Linked DNA regions of Homo sapiens: regions 2 and 3 are each linked to region 1. The links are chromatin contacts, found by Hi-C in ENCODE. All regions are on one chromosome and are shown on one strand. Each heading gives the region's core, a stretch centred on a gene start or an enhancer-like site at or near the end of the contact. The rest is flanking DNA. Distances are from core to core; before and after follow the strand shown.

Evidence for each region. Hi-C counts contacts between places; a loop is a spot of excess contacts on that map. Pooled maps may share reads with other maps.
Region 2: a loop to region 1 is called in a pooled map, with 14 times the contacts of the local background. The contact joins the promoter of OGDH here to the promoter of HUS1 in region 1. A Hi-C loop is called at or near these places in 4 of 50 pooled maps.
Region 3: a loop to region 1 is called in a pooled map, with 15 times the contacts of the local background. The contact joins the promoter of NUDCD3 here to the promoter of HUS1 in region 1. A Hi-C loop is called at or near these places in 6 of 50 pooled maps.

What each region holds. Positions count from the first base shown.
Region 1 is chr7:47,978,220-47,981,795 of GRCh38, forward strand. It overlaps HUS1 (HUS1 checkpoint clamp component), which reads right to left and starts at 1,396. Exons shown (of 8, transcript NM_004507.4): 1 at 1,249-1,396; 2 at 470-597; 3 at 198-374. The coding sequence starts at 1,300. RefSeq lists silencers at 917-966, 1,047-1,106 and an enhancer at 1,177-1,466.
Region 2 is chr7:44,604,771-44,608,198 of GRCh38, forward strand. OGDH (oxoglutarate dehydrogenase) reads left to right here and starts at 1,857. Exons shown (of 23, transcript NM_002541.4): 1 at 1,857-1,883. RefSeq lists enhancers at 1,417-2,016, 2,268-2,831, 2,507-2,846 and a silencer at 2,057-2,286.
Region 3 is chr7:44,489,043-44,492,795 of GRCh38, forward strand. It overlaps NUDCD3 (NudC domain containing 3), which reads right to left and starts at 1,616. Exons shown (of 6, transcript NM_015332.4): 1 at 1,367-1,616. The coding sequence starts at 1,558. RefSeq lists silencers at 1,198-1,367, 3,433-3,559.

The sequences.
Region 1 (3,576 bases), core at 146-2,645:
AATGCATATGATAACAACACAATTTTAAAATGAGGAGGAACTGACTCTAATGCAAAATATAGTTATGGACCAGATCTTTAAATTTAAATAAACCAAACAGCTTTCAACAGTATTTATTGTTAAAAAGGCTAGGCTAACTATGTCTATTCCTTCGAGGCCAAGACTTCTGTGTTAGAAACCCTGACTCTCCTACTCACCAGCTCCACGGAGACCGTGAGGCAGGGAAAGTGTTTATTAGTCAGTTTGATTTTCAAAGCCCTGGCATTCTGGGCAGTCTTCAAGGCTCGAGATAAGTTTTCCGATGTTAGCTCTAAATAAATCTCATTGTTTTCTGCAGAGACACCCTCCATTTGAAATTCGTTGAAGAAGTTCTCCTAAGGGAAAAAAAATGAGGGATGAGGGAGGGTATATGTGATCTTTCCAGTGACAATCTGCAGAGTGTGCAGGCCTCTCAGAAGCTTTTGCTCACCTGTTCCAGCTCACACCACATGCTCACTCCTCCATTAGCCAGCTTGTCACAAAGGATGAAGTTAAGCTTATCAGGGCTGATGCGGAGGGTGCAGGTTTTGGCAAGCTTGGCTATCATGTTACTGATTCCTAAAGCAGGGGTTAAAATAAGGAATTACTAAAATGCACATTATGTATCCTAGAGACCAACTTATTTTGCAGAATTTCTTGTTCATCAACTTCTCGGTGGAAAAATAACCACTTAACGTTGGTATCACACTGGAAAGTACTTTAATACCCCTGATGTCACGCAATTCTCCCAACAAACTAGGGGAGATGTACAGCACACATCATCAGTGTTCAAATAAGAAAACAGGCACCTACCAGTCATTCATTCATTCAACATGGATTTATTGACTACTAGGTACTGCAATACACAGTTAAATGCAAGGTTAGGCACTGTCAGGGTGGAGGGACGAATGGGGCCTTGAAGGTATGTCAATGCCTGATAAAGCCGTCTATGGGAGCAGTGGCCGCTTTTTTTTAAAGCCACGTGATCGGAATCAAGTTTCAGAAACGTCCCTTGAAAGCCGCCTTCATCCCCACAAGTGCCCTCCGACCCGCCCCGCGCCCTCCCGGCCCCACCCTCCCGCGGCCTACACCAGCACCCCCATCCCGGCCCCATCCTCCCGCGGCCCCTTCCGGCGCCCATCCCCGTTCTGATCCTCCTGCGCGGTCCCCACCGCGCGCTCACTGCTTCCTTCCGTTCCTCCCTCGCTCCTCTCCGGCCTCCCTGCTCACGTGTGAAGTGGTTCAGACAGGCCCCGTCCACGATCTTGGCCCGAAACTTCATGGCCGCGGATGGCGCAGCCGCGGCGGGCCTCTGTGGGTAACAGAAAAGCGTCGCGCCCTGAGTGTCCCCGCCCGGAAACACGGCAGCGCGAACAGTGGTTCCGCCCGGCTCGGGCTACGCGACTCTTACCAGGGTTATCTCCGGGCCACGCCCCGGAGGAGGTGGGGCTAGGGGGTCACGCCCTAGAGGAGGTGGGGTCACGGGTCAAGGATCACAGGTCACGCCCCGGGGGAGGTGGGGGTCCCAGTCTCCGGGTATGCCTCCGCGCTGCCGGGTAATGGTGGGATCTACTTTTAGTGAGGCGGAGGCTTCAAGCCCCAGATTCGGGGAGGTTGTTCTGAGAATTCACGTTTTGAAAGAATTTTGTGACACCTATTTCAAGTGTTATTTTAAAATATCCAAATAAAATTAATCGTTTATAAAGGTTAAACAATATTATCTTAAATATACCTAAGGTAGAGCAGCTTTAAACCCTCCAGCCTCAGATGACGGTACTGGTACTTTGGTATTGAAGCATCTTGGTGGATTAAGGTTCTGAAAATTGTTTCAAATGACTTCTAAAAAAATTGAACATATTACTGGCTAGTTGGTAAAGTCGGGAAGCTTAAAGAACACTGACGTTAAGTGATAATTCTGCAGTTTGCCTCAAGACGAACTTTATTACATCCGATAAAATTCTTATTAGCATAAATAATGTCATTAGGATTTTTTTTAAAGGAAAAATTTTAAAGGGGGAAATGAAGCAACAATTGTATCTAATTTGGTTTTTCAAAGACTAAAGATTATCTGTGTTAACAATTGTTATTTTTAATGTCCTTTGCAAATAGACTAGAACCTTGTCTTTAACTTGACACATAGAATCAAGATAATGATAATGCAGATGATGATGATGATGATTTTGAGACGGAGTCTGGCTCTGTCGCCCTGGCTGGAGTGCAATGGCGTGATCTTGGCCCACTGCAACCTCCACCTCCCGGGTTCGAGGGATTCTCCTGCCTCAGCTTCCCAAGTAGTTGGGATTACAGGCACAAGCTACCATGCCCGGCTAATTTTTGTATTATTAGTAGAGACGGGGTTTCGCCATGTTGGCCAGGCTGGTCTCGAACTCCTGACCTCAGGTGATCTGCCCACCTCGGCCTCCCAAAGTGCTGGGATTATAGGCGTGAGCCACCGCGCCAGGCCCAGATAATTTTCAAAGACACATGCACACATATGTTTATTGTGGCACTATTCACAATAGCAAAGACTTGGAACCATCCCAAATGTCCATCAATAATAGACTGGATAAGGAAAATGTGGCACATATACACCATGGAATACTATGCAGCCATAAAAAAGGATGAGTTCATGTCCTTTGCAGGGACATGGATGAAGCTGGAAACCATCATTCTCAGCAAAATATCACAAGGACAGAAAACCAAACACCGCATGTTCTCACTCATAAGTGGGAGTTGAACAATGAGAACACATGGACACAGGGAGGGGAATATCACACACTGGGGCCTGTTGGGGGGTGGAGGCCTGGGGGAGGGATAGCGTTAGGAGAAATACCTAATGTAAATGATGAGTTGATGGGTGCAGCACACCAACATGGCACATGCATACCTATGTAACAAATCTGCACGTTGTGCACATGTACCCTAGAACTTAAAGTGTAATAATAATAAAAAGGTGCAAAATACAAAAATTGCAGTTTTTGCCTATTTTAAGACTATAACATGAAGCAAAATTCTAATCTTCATTGTCATATGCGAGTGTTTGCCAAACCAAACTTAATAGATCACTTTCAAAGTTATGCCAACAGGCAGGGCAGGATGGCTCTCTCCTGTAATCCCAGCATTCTGGGAGGCCGAGGCGGGTGGATCATCTGAGGTCAGGAGTCTGAGATCAGCCTGGCCAACATGATGAAACCCCGTCTCTACTAAAAATACAAAAATTAGCCCGGCGTGATAGCTTGTGCCTGTAATCCCAACTACTCAGGAATCTGAGGCAGGAGAATCACTTGAACCCAGGAGGCGGAGATTTCAGTGAACAGAGGTCTGCCACTGCACTCCAGCCTGGGCGACAGAGCGAGACTCCGTCTCAAAAAAAAAAAAAAATGTTGGCATAACTCTTTTTTTTTTTGGAGACGGAATCTCGCTCTGTCGCCCAGGCTGGAGTGCAGTGGCGCAATCTCGGCTCACTGCAAGTTCCGCCTCCCGGGTTCACGCCATTCTCCTACCTCAGCCTCCCGAGTAGCTGGGACTACAGGCGCCCGCCACCACGCCCGGCTAATT
Region 2 (3,428 bases), core at 607-3,106, 3.4 Mb before region 1:
GGCATGGTGGAGCGTGCCAGTAGTCCCAGCTACTTGGGAGGCTGAGGCATCAGAATCACTTGAACCTGGGTGGCAGAGATTGCAGTGAGCTGAGATGGCACCACTGCCCTCCAGCCTGAAACCGAGGGAGATCCTGTCTCAAAAAAAAAAAAAAGAAATGAAGTTCTGACCCATGCTACAACACAGATAAACCTTGACAACCTCATGCTCAATGAAATAAGGTGGACACAAAAGGACATATACATTATGATTTCACCCACATAAAGTAATTGAGTAATCAAATGTATAGAGACCGTATAATAGAGGTTACCAAAGGAGAGAAGGACAGGAGGAGAAGGGGAAATAGGAAGTTATTGCTTAATGGTTACAGAGTTGCTGTTTCAGGTGATGAAAAAGTTTTGGAAATTGAGTGGTGACGGTTGCATAATATTGTGAATGTAATTAATGCCACTGAGTTATACACCTAAAAATGGTTAAAATGGCATTAAAAAAAAAAAGACAGTATCTTGCTCTCTGGCCCAGGCTGGAGTGCAGTGGTACAATCATAGCTCACTGCAGCCTCAATCTCTCAGGCTCAAGAGATCCTCCTGCCTCAGCCTCCCAATTAGCTGAGACTACAGGTGAGTGCCACTACACCTGGCTAATTTTCTTGATTTTTTAGTAGAAATGAGATCTTGCTCTGTTCCCCAGGCTGATCTGGAACTCCTGAGCTCAAGCGATCCTCCCGCCTCCACCTCCCGAAGTGCTGGGATTACAAGCGTGAGCCACTGCACCCAGCTGCAAATGTTTAGTACATACATTTTTACCGTAATTTATTTAAAAAAAAAAAAGGAAAAAAGAATACAGAAGTTTGTTCCTTGGTCTCTTCACCTCTTCCAGTCTCTAGATCCTTGTCACATACATTACCCTAACTTTGTTCTATAATAAGCACTTATACGCCCCCTTTTTTTGTTTGTTTTTTGAGACGGATTTTCGCTCTTGTTGCCCAGGCTGGAGTGCAATGGCACGATCTCGGCACACCGCAACCTCCGTCTCCCGGGTTCTAGCGACTCTCCTGCCTCAGCCTCCCGAGTAGCTGGGATCGCCACCACGCCCAGCTAATTTTTGTATTTTTAGTAGAGACGGGGTTTCCCCATGTTGGTCAAGCTGGTCTCGAACTCCTGACCTCAAGTGATCCGCCCGCTTCGGCCTCCCAAAGTACTGGGATTACAGGCGTGAGCCACCGCGCCCGGCCTTTCCCCAAATTTTAATACTTTAAAATAGGGAACATCTTACAATCAACAGGTTGTGACAGGTTAATTAGCCACGTTTTATCTTTGATAGGTAGCTCTAAAGTCAAGAAAACCCAGGCAAGATCCCGGGCAAGATCCCAGCACTGCCAACTGTCATTTGTAGACCGGGGATAGGAACACCTGTCTCACAGATTGTTACACAATAGCGCCGGTGAAGCGCTTGTCACAAAGCCTGACCCAGGACAATCTCAAAAACGGAGATTCTGTTATTCAAATTGTTTATTTTTGTGCGCTAAGTTTCACATCAACCCAACTATCTCTTGATAGGTTCCTACCAGGCGCTAGAGATATCTTACTTTCAGAAATTATTTATGATAGCAGAAGCCGCTGGAAGTCCATAGACAACCTCATCTCTCTAGCGGAGCAAACAGCTGGGCTCCAGCTGGCCCTGGCTTCTGCAACTGCGCAGTCGGCGCTGTGACGCCCGGCGCGGCTCTGTGACGTCACGAATCGGTCCTCTGTAAGAGGGGAGGGCATTCTTCTCCAGGGGAGGGCTACGTGTTGACGCCATACGCCGGGGCGGGGCCGAGAGTTTGGAGCCCCGGAGTGGGGTGTCGGCGCCTCATTCGGGTGGAGCTGAGCCGGAGACAGGTAACCGTGCGCTGTCGCCGCGCCCGTCCCAGTGCCGGGTGTCGCGGCGCTTGGCGGCCCGGGGTTGGAGATCGCGGTAAAGGGGGAGGCCGCCGCGCCCTTGGTGCTGCGGGCGCCGCGGTGACAGGGGAGTGGAGCTGGATGGAGTGGGGCTCACGGAGGGTGGTAGGAGGGACGGGACCTGATGGATGGCCGTGGCAGCCAATGGAGCCGCGGGGCCTGCCCGGCGGGCGGAGATTGGCGGGTACGGGCGGGCTCCGAGGTCGCGCGGGGCGCGGAGCGACGCGCCATTGGCGGTGGGCGAGCGGGGGGCGGGCGCGGCGGCGGATGTGAGGGAGAGGGCGGTGCGTCCGCAGGGGTGACCCCCAAGGTCGCCGCGGGCGTCACGTGGTTAGGCCGCTCTCCGACGGCGTCCTTCCCGACCGGGACGCACTCTCCTTCCCGCCTGTGAGGACCGCGTCGCTTTGTCCGAAAGACAGTGTGGCCTGCTCGAGTTGCGTCGGAGCATCTGGCTTTGGGGTGGCCCTGGGTGGGACTGCCTGTTTGGATTACCGCGCAGACCTTGGCGCCGCCCCCACACCTGCTGCCAGAAGTTGGGTCGAACAGATTGACCGAGATGAAGCTTATTTCTCGTAGAAACATCTTTCAAGCACCATTTTCCCTCGAAAATATATCAGACATTGGATATGAGTTGTAATCTACTGAGATTTAATAGAAAACTTGCCGCGCCCTCGCCCTGACCTGGGTGCGTCCCACCTGCCATCCCCATCCCTTTGCCCAGAACATAGGACTTCGTGTTAGGGTTTCCTTGTGCCTTGTCTTGCAGTCCGTACTTTGAGGCTGATTTCCAGGTACACTGCTCTGAACAGCTGGGTTTAGGATGGGTGGCATGGGATAAAGCCTTTTTTTGTAAGGCAGCACTAGTTGCAACAGTCAAACTGTACTTTGCCGTGTAGACCTAGGAGAGTATGTAACACTATTGTAGTTTTGTAAATTAGCTGAGGACTGGATCTTGGGAAGTTGAATAAAGATCACTGTATGCTCATTTTTTGTTGTTGTTGTCTTGTTTGAGATGGAGTCTCTGTCGCCCAGGCTGGAGTGCTGTGGCGCGATCTCGGCTCACTGCAACCTCTGCCTTCCTGGGTTCAAGTGATTCTCCTGCCTCAGCCTCCCAAGTAGCTGATATTACAGGCACGCGCCATCACGCCCGGCTAATTTTTGTATTTTTAGTAGAGACGGGTTTTCACCACCTTGGCCAGGCTATTCTCGAACTCCTGACCTCAGGTGATCCGCCCGCCTCGGCCCCCAAAGTGCTGGGATTACAGGCGTGAGCCACTGCGCCCGGCCCCTCATTATTTTTTTTAAGCGCACTTTTCACATTTCAGTTACTTTTTCCCTTTAAATAACATCTTTATTGAGATAAAATTCACATACCATACGATTCACCCATTTGACGTGCACAATTTCGGCCAGTCGTGGTGGCTCACGTTTGTAATCCCCACACTTTGGGAGTGTGAAAGGAAGATCCCTTGAGCTCAGTTCAAG
Region 3 (3,753 bases), core at 366-2,865, 3.5 Mb before region 1:
TATGGAATGGTTAAACAACAGAACAGGAAGATTTGGAATCCACAAAATGAAATTTTTAGTTTCAGCTCTACGGTGAACTGGCTGTGTGTTCTTGGTCAAATCACTTAACCTTGCTGAATTGGTACGTAAACTTGAAACTTATCTGTTTCACAGAGACACTGAAGATCAAATGGCAAGACTTCATTAACCTGCCATAAGATCCTGCTAAAGGCCACCTCCAACAGCTCTCTCATCACTAAGATGGCACTTATGCCACTGACAAGGACGAGGAATAGCCTTAAGTTCTGAAATTGAATCCTAATGGAACCCCATTCCTCGTTTGGCCCTATTACCCTGGTAGCTACCAAGACATTCAAAGCTTTGGCTTCTGCTGAGGAAAGTAACATCTTACCAACCTGCAGCATGCATTAAGACTTCAGGAGGAAACATCTGAAGCATTTTATAAACTGTAACATCTAGAGAACTGAGGGAGGTATCATCAGCATTTCTATCTTCTTGGGTTTCTACAAATAGGCTTAATACTTGGCTGAATAGTTTCTTTTAATCTCATCAGAAGTCCCACCTCTCTTATAAAAACTTCACTTCTCAACCATCATTTCTATTTCCTTTCTTTACAATGGGCTCCATCAAATAATTGCCCTTAAAAAGTTTTCTATTACTTTCTGGGTTTTCTCTCTTTAACTGTGTCACAAGGAGAGAGAAACCATTACTTAAACACCCGTATCACCCTCACCTGCGGCAACTAAGAGTGTAAACTACATTCAGCAAAAGGTTGCTTACCACTACATTCAAAAGTGCCCAGTCAACTTCACTGAATGAGTATTGACAGCGTTTCCAACATACAATAAACTTAACCTGGAGGGTACGGAATTAAGCTCAAATAGAAATTTTAATAAGCACTACATTGACAGTCTTTGACCTGGGAAGTCACATTTCAAACAAGCGACCACACCCATTGATCAACACAATGCCTCCGTCATCCCCGCCAGCTCAAGTCTTTGGTAGTTCTGGGGCATGCACGTTTCTGTTGCTGTAAATGTCCTTCCTTCTGTCTGGCCTGCATGGATTTCGCTCCCTGACTAGCGGCCCCCAGCACCGTGAGGGGTACGCGCTGGCGGGTGCTGAGTAGGGCTCTTAACAGTCGGCTTACTACTTCTGAAACCTCAGGACGTCCGGAGCGAACACCTCAGCGGAATAAGCTGACATCCAATCCGCGCTTCAAATTACTGAAGCCATTCTCACAAGCTCAACCCCAGGACACCAGGAAAAGGAGGAAACAGGCTGGGAGAGCTTGGAGGAGCGGGCGCCAGGAGTCAGGGCAGGCCGGGGGCGGCGGCTCCCCAGACCGCAGGCCCGCCCGCCTCACCTGCAGCACCAAGGCCTGCGCGGCCCCGGGCGGGAAGCCCATGCGGTCCGATGGGTGGCGCAGCAAGCGATAGAAGTCTGTCTTGCGGTAGAGGAAGCCAAAGAGAACGCGCAGGAAATCCTGGACGTTGCCCACGTGCTGCAGGATGCCCAAAAGGGCCTGGTCATACAGCTCGGCCGCCCCTGTCTCCATGTCGCCTCCCGCCCTAGGTACGCTTCACACACACAGCGCCGCCTCAGACCTGCCGACTGGCCACTTCCGGCGTCCGCAGCCAACGGCTCCGCCGGACGGCGCGGCTGCGGAACTTCCGGTCCGTGCTCGTTCGGCCCCCGCGGCCCCGGGCTGTTTTCCCCAGACCCAGCTGCCCCACGGGCTTTGCCTTGAGGTGGTCTTAGACAAAAGAGCCCGACAAGGGCAGCAAGGAGGTTCCTACGCGGAAGGAAGCCCGTGGCTTCTGCTGCGCTGCGAGGGCTTGACCGCCATGTTTGAAGCGGGCGGAAAAAAATTATGGGGCGTGCAGTGTCACGTGACTGCTCGGATTTTTGTCACGTTGTCTGTGGATCCTTTCTTATTTCTGTGTTGAATTCCAGCCTGGGTATTTGGAACCTATGGTTAAAGATGGGGCTAGGGTAAGCTTTTTGTTAGTGAGCCAGAGACGGGAAAATGCGTATATGTGGGATGTATGGGTTTCTTATTAACAGATCTGTGAGTTAAACTCAGGGCGTTGCATCAGAAGAAAGTCAAGATGACGAAGAAAATAAAGAGTGCATTCAACGTATATTAAGTGGAAAGAGCTAGATTCAGAATAGAGAATCCGTATGCCATCGTTGTGAAATATGTACGTGTATGTGTGTGTATAGTATGTATATACATATATACGTCATATATACATATGTTGTTAGTGTCTGTCAAAGTATAATCTTAAAAAAGTAAAAAGCATGACACTCATACAAATATATCATGAACACATATCCAAGATTTCTTCAGCAAATTAACAATGATATGGTAAAGCTGGTTCAAAAGCATTTTGAGGAAGTGGAGATTAAACATTTTGACAAAGCATTAGAGTAAGATTAGGTTGGATACAAAGCTGGCTGGTGTTCTACAAGATGATAAAACCATAGATTATCATTTCTAGTGTATAGAAATGATTTGCACCTCTTCTAGATTAAAACATGCAAGTTAACATGTCTTCATAGTGTATAAGCTTTAATGAATTGTAAATAAAATCCAACTCAGGTAAATTGCCCTAGAACAGTGGTTCTGAAACTCTTGATTTAGGGACCATTAATCCTCTTAAAATTTGTTGAACATTCCAAAGAACATTTGTTGATATGGGTTATGCTTATCAATATTTACCACATTAGAAATTAAAACATAAAATGTTTAAATATTTATTTAATCATTTTTAAATGACCATAAAACACATTACATGTTAACATACTTTTATGCAAAAAATAATGTTCTTCAAAGCAATAAAAGTTCAGTGAGAGGAGTAACATAGTTTTACATTTTTGCAAATCTCTTTAATGAGCCTACTAGAAGACAGCAAGATTTGGCCGGCACAGTAGCTCATGCTTGTAATCCCAGCACTTTGGGAGGCCGAGGCGGGAGGATCAGGAGTTCGAGACCAGCCTGGCCAACACAGTGAAACCCTGTCTCTACTAAAAATACGAAAATTAGCTAGGCGTGATGGCAGGTGCCTGTAATCCCAGCTCCTCTGGAGGCTGAGGCAGGAGAATCGCTTGAACCCGGGAGGCAGAGGTTGCAGTGAGCCGAGATCACACCACTGCATTCCAGCCTGGGCGACAGAGCTAGACTCCGTCTCCACAAAAAAAAAGAAGACCACAAGATTCTCACATCTGCATTCACTGCAACATAATTTGCATTATGTTGTTTTCATTGAAGTATATGAAAACATGCAACCTCACACAGACAGTTGCAAATGAGAGGAATATTTTGTCTTTTCAAATAAATGTGGCTATTTGTCTTTAAAATGACATCAAAATTCTTCTACAAGCGATAGTTTCTATTTTTTTTATTTTTAAGAGGCAGGGTCTCCCTCTGTCACCCAGGCTGGAATGTAACGATGTGATCATAACTAACTGTAGCCTTGAACTCTTGAACTCAAGCAATCCTCCTGCCTCAGCCTTCTGAGTAGCTGGAACTACAAGCACATGCCACTGTGCCTGGCTAATTTTTAAATTATTTTTATAGAGACGAGGTTGGGCCTACATTGTTCAGGCTGGTCTGAAACTCATGGGCTCAAGCGATCCTCCCCTCTCAGCCTCCCAAAGTGCTGGAATTATAGGTGTGAGCCACTGCACCCAGCCCTGTAACTGGTAGTTTCTTAAAGGTTACTTGCCATATGGAATCTAAAACTGTAT